Linked DNA regions of Homo sapiens: region 2 is linked to region 1. A link is a contact called in ENCODE Hi-C or POLR2A ChIA-PET data. All regions are on one chromosome and are shown on one strand. The core of a region is the stretch at or near the end of the contact, and the rest is flanking DNA. Distances in the headings are between cores, read along the strand shown. Region 1 has its middle 72 kb from the start of LINC02031. Region 2 overlaps DCUN1D1 (defective in cullin neddylation 1 domain containing 1).

Region 1 (2,700 bases), core at 136-2,635:
CAACTAAGTAAAGTATACTCCTGTAAATAGGATTTGAAGCGTGTTTGTTTCTCTCTGCCTAGTTCCTCTAGAATTTGAAAACTAGTTATAAGTATTCTTAAATTACAACAATATAGTTTGCATCAATGCAACAAGAATCCATTTTCTTTTGCAACAGGACACAATTGGAAAAACTGGTTGTTTTACCAAGGCTTTGACTGGAAGGGTGTGTTCCCCTTTAAGGAGTCAGGCTTGACTTGTAAAGCCAATAAAAAGCACCTTAGGAAACTGGCCTCATACCTAGACTACAGCTTCTCAGTACAGGGCTCCTAGCCTGCGGTGAGTAAAGAATGTCACTTTCTAACAGGCCTAGAAACCCCATGCACCTGGAACCTCAAGAAGAAAGAAGTTTACCCAATTCGCATGTATTTAAAGGTTTCAACCCATTCCTGGGCTTGGCTTTAAAAGGTCCTATCTGAGATTCCTTATGGAAAAAGTTTCCATCAAAGCTGATCTAAAAGATGGTTATTCTTGCTGGACTTTATGCAAATAATCAGACCAAGTTTAAAACTAAAGTCTGTTTTGCAAACAGCTCAGTCCTACCATAAGTTGTTTTTAACAAAAATGAGGACTAAAGAGAGAAAAATTATGTTTTAAAACTTATACATCTGTCATTGGCTTGTAGTCTCATTAATTGTTTTTAAGTTCTTGCCTACATTTTAAACTAACCCTGTTTATTTCTGTCAATCTCTGGCTGCAGCTCAAAGGAAACAAAAAAGCATGGGTAATGTAAAAATCTGGAAACATGTTCTAGTTCTGGGCAATTATCCTACAAATACTGACAGGTAACCTATAACCCCAAGGTTTCCTTTTTTTCAGGGAAGGTGAGACCAAGGAAGCTAAACAAAGCCAAGCCCCATACACCCACTTACAATAGCACAATCCATTTAAATGGCTTGCAGGTATCAAACAAACTCAGTAGTCATGGTTATGGCCTATTGTGCCCCCATTAATAATGGCAGTCTTAATACTCACAGTTGAACCCTATATTCTAAGCCCCCTTGTAAACTTTATCTCTTCTCACCTAGAAACCACCAAGCTTCAAATGGTGCTTTAAATAAAGCTGAAAATGAAACCTCCCTTCTACCAGGAACCCTTAAATCAACCCCAGGAGGAGCCCTAGCTGCTGTTCCCCACACAATGCCCCTCTCCAGCAGGAAGTAGCCAGAAGAAGTCATCACCCAATTCCCCCTAACGGCAGTTAGGGATTCCATTTCAGAGGGGGGAAATATGTTATAGGAGGCAGAGAGAAATTATTTAGGTGAGTCCCTGGCAGAAAACTTTCCTTTTAACAAAAAGCAGCTCAGACATAGCTCCCTTTCTAATCTCATGCAGTTCAAAAAGTCACTTCTCTTCTAACAACAAGCAGCCTGAAAGAGCAAACAGTAAAACACAGATAAGACAGCTCCCACACAGAAGGAGCTGGGGAAAATCTCCTGGGTAATCACCAAACTTCACACCTATACAGTGGGTCTCAGTGAAACAGTGGGCCTTAATAAGCACATTCCTTTCCCTTTTAGGTGTACTAAGATAGGGAAGCTAAAAGCAGACTTGAGCCTGTAATCCCAGCACTTTGGGAGGCCGAGGTGGGCGGATCACTAGGTCAGGAGATCGAGACCATCCTGGCTAACACGGGTGCTTTCTGTATGTCAAGTGCCACACTATTAATTCTTTTTTTTTTTTTTTGAGACAGAGTTTTGCTCTTGTTGCCCAGGCTGGAGTGCAATGGCACGATCTCGGCTCACCACAATCTCCGCCTCCCAGGTTCAAGCGATTCTCCTGCCTCAGCCTCCTGAGTAGCTGGGATTACAGTCATGCACCACCATGCCTGGCTAATTTTGTATTTTTATTAGAGATGGGGTTTCTCCATGTTGGTCAGGCTGGTCTTGAACTCCCCACCTCAGGTGATCCGCCCACATCAGCCTCTCAAAGTGCTGGGATTACAGGTGTGAGCCACTGTGCCTGGCCTCACACTATTAATTCTTTTAATTTACTTACCCATCTTGTGAGATAGGTACTACTTTATTACCATTGTAGTTCCTGTTTTACAGAGGAGGATAGTAGACACACTAAGATAAAGTTATTTGTGAAGCTAACCACACACCTAGTAAGTGGCAGAGCTAGGGTTTGAACCCATGCCATCTGCCTTTGGAGATTCTAAGATGATAGACCCTCACTTTGGTATGACTTCCATCTGTGAAAGCCCCTCCTACAAAACCCCTCACTGCCACTCCATCCTAAAATCTAGATGGAGTCTCGGACTGACCACAAACTAGTTCACTTTTTCTCTTATTCCTTCCTCACAACTTAGACACTCAATGATCTTGTAGTTGCCAAAGACTAGGACTTTTTCAGTCTTTTTCTCACCACCTAATCTAAAGAGACACCTGTGGTCAGTTGGACCTTGTGGCTAACTCGCTGGAGAAATTGCAGTTGAAGTTGAAGGGCTACTCTTAACCTTCACATTTATCTTGCCCTGTTGATATCCACAGCACTAGGCATGGTATGTTCTTTGGAACACATGCCCAGTGAGTCCCAAAGTCACAAGGTTATTTGATTTATTTTATTAGCATGAGCTTGCTTATTGGCCCATTTTTAAATGCAATGTATTATGTACAGTTCAATGTACTATGGACAGGACTGCTTAAGTTAATTTGAACT
Region 2 (2,700 bases), core at 116-2,615, 250 kb before region 1:
TTGTGAGTGAGTGATTTTGGATATTGGTAACGTTTTGCTATGTCTGCTGAATACCGTGTATTATGTATGGAAAGTATGATCTTCTAAAGTTAAAACTAGCTCTTCTAAATTTCAGATGAAGTTAAACTGTCAATATGATAATTACATAACAACATACAGAGCTTTTAGTGAGAATTATAGGTGATCGTAAAAGTGTTTTGATTTTGAAAGCATTGACTTTTGTGAGCTAGATTCATCAAATCCTGAGATAACAAGAATTGAGTTAGAAAATTAATTCCTTTAAAAATATAAAGGCCTAAGTGTCTGTTTCTGAAGTTCAGGCTGAAATATAAACTTAAGGATGAGAAGGTGAAAATTCAAGATAATGGAAATAATAAAATGGATCTTATTTTTTTGCTGTTAAAAAATCACTTATTAAAATTACTTCTATTTTGCAATTGTTAGGACTTAGTTGACTAGAAAGTCATTTTCCATGTTTATTTTTCCTTGGGGAAATACTTTTAATGGGAAGGCTTTTTAAACTTTATTATTTTTTCTTCAGATAAACTATTATTTAAAATGTGATTCTTAAATTTCTTTTCTTTTCTTTTTTTTGGGGGGTTAAGATTTCGCTCTGTCACCCAGGCTGTAGTGCAGCGGCGCTATCATAGCTCACTGCAGCCTTGAACTCTTGGGCTCAAGTGATCCTCATCTTCCCACCTCAGCCTCCCATGTAGCTAGGACTATAGGTGTGCGCTACAACAACCAGCTAATTAAAAAAAATTTTTGTAGCGACAGTCTCATTGTGTTACCCAGGCCAGACTAGTCTTGAACTCCTGGCCTCAAATAGTCCCACTGCCTCCGCCTCCCAAAGTGCTGGATTACAGGCGTGAGTTACTGCACCTGGCTGATTCTCTTAATTCTTGAATTTCTTGAGTGAAAAAAATAATGCAAATATGCTAGATTTAAGAATAAAACAATATGTGTTGATAACTTGGCATGTTATATTTTGGAAAGATGAACAAATAAATTCATTTTACTGTTCAGATTATGACAGTATTTCTAATTTTGGTAATCTTTGATACCGTTGTAATTAGCTTTCTGTTACAAGAGATAGCATTTCTCCTCCCCCCTGCTTTTTTTGCTGGGGTTAAAAAGCAAAATATATTCTGTTTTATGCATTTTACAGCCTTACAACTATTGCATTTCTTTGAAAACTTGATAATACCTAGGTAGTTTTAACATTGGAATACTGAAGATTATATTGCCTGATCTTATTTAATTATTACTCTAGTTTATTCCCTTTAAATAAGTATTTAAATAAATGGCATATATTACATTTGAGTGCTGAATCATTGTAGCTGTCACATGGTTTTGCTCTTGGGAAGTTCCCCACTGGGTTTGTAGTAGAAACAGAGAAAAAATCCATCTGTTTTTTCTTCCACCTCAATTTTCTATCCACCCTCTCATCCCCTATAAAATCATTCTTCTCTGGTTAGTCACCTTTTTCTCTTCCTTGTGTTGATAAAAATTTAAATCTTTAGTGCCATACTGTCAAAATCAGAACACTGCCTGGTACACCTTTGTGGCTTAGGAAAAGGGGATGGGAGTGTTACAGCTCCCCTAAATTGGTCAGGTATACTCCAGCTTTATTCTAGGATAGCCTTTGAGACTACAGAATTGAATTCCCTTAGTAGGGAATCAAATGTTACAATGTATTCTAGGAACAGAGAGCTGACAGAGAAGTGGTAAGAGTGCATTGTAAGTGTAAGAAGTGGAGGGTACTTATCAGACTTTATAGGAATGGGATTGTCAATATCACTTGGCTTAGCTGGAGTCCGTACTGTCAGTTCTTGGCCTGGTAGAACTCAGTAGCCTTTATGGTGTTGGAAGTGGGTAGGTACACCCTGTTTCTTCAAATATGTTGATATTGCCCTATATAGTGGAAATTTATACCAAACCAGTTAAAATAGTTTACATTTGGCCTGGCGCGGTGGCTCATGCCTGTAATCCCAGAACTTTGGGAGGCTGAGGCGGTTGGATCACCTGAGGTCAGGAGTTCAAGACCAGCCTAGGCAACATGGCAAAACCCCATCTCTACTAAAAATACAAAAATCAGCTGGGCGCAGCAGTGCGTGCCTGTAATCCCAGCTACTCGGGAGGCTGAGGCAGGAGAATCGCTTGAGCCTGGGAGATGGAGGTTGCAGTGAGCTGAGATGGTGCCACTGCATTTCTGCCTGGCAACAGAGCGAGACTCCGTCTCAAAAAAAAAAAAAGTTTACATTTATATATATATATCATTTATTACATAAACATTTTTCAAATAAGATATGACATGGAATTAATTCATTTGTATAATTTTGTTTTTAGTTGGTGTGGGTAAGACAGTTTTTTATCTTTGTTTCCCTGGTCTTCTATTATCTTACTTTTTGATAGGAATAGTATAGTAGAATGAATAGTTCTTTTTGGCTTGTAGAAATGACTTAAGCTATGATTTTTCCTTCCTCCCTTCAACAAAGGTGATTGACCCTGCAGGGAACAGAGCACTGGATTTAAAACTATATGATAAAACCCCAGACAAATCTGATTGTTTTGCCACTTCCAACTTTTAGGAGGATGGGGGAAAAGTTATGCCAATATGTTATATCAGGTTTAATTAAAAAGTAATTTCCAGGCCAGGCACAGTGGCTCACTCCTGTAGTCCCAGCACTTTGGGAGGCT

What was found. Hi-C counts contacts between places; a loop is a spot of excess contacts on that map. ChIA-PET counts read pairs that join two places held with the same protein, here RNA polymerase II (POLR2A). Pooled maps may share reads with other maps.
Region 2: a map of HepG2 shows a loop between it and region 1 (4-fold over the local background). The contact joins two enhancer-like sites. A Hi-C loop is called at or near these places in 2 of 168 maps with a recorded cell type or tissue (HepG2 and OCI-LY7), 12 of 37 single-sample maps with no recorded cell type and 7 of 50 pooled maps. POLR2A ChIA-PET finds 5 or more read pairs at or near these places in 4 of 52 experiments (OCI-LY7, Panc1, WTC11 and 1 more).

The regions. Positions count from the first base shown.
Region 1 is chr3:182,714,981-182,717,680 of GRCh38, reverse strand. No RefSeq gene overlaps it. Among named protein-coding and RNA genes, the nearest start is that of LINC02031, 72 kb to the right of the region's middle. RefSeq lists a cis regulatory region at 2,414-2,503. Within about 2 kb of position 1,385, at least 2 of the 41 ENCODE cell types and tissues checked have a DNase peak (open chromatin) inside an H3K27ac peak, as active enhancers do.
Region 2 is chr3:182,968,161-182,970,860 of GRCh38, reverse strand. The region is part of intron 1 of DCUN1D1 (defective in cullin neddylation 1 domain containing 1); the gene reads left to right. Among named protein-coding and RNA genes, the nearest start is that of DCUN1D1, 11 kb to the left of the region's middle. Within about 2 kb of position 1,365, at least 6 of the 41 ENCODE cell types and tissues checked have a DNase peak (open chromatin) inside an H3K27ac peak, as active enhancers do.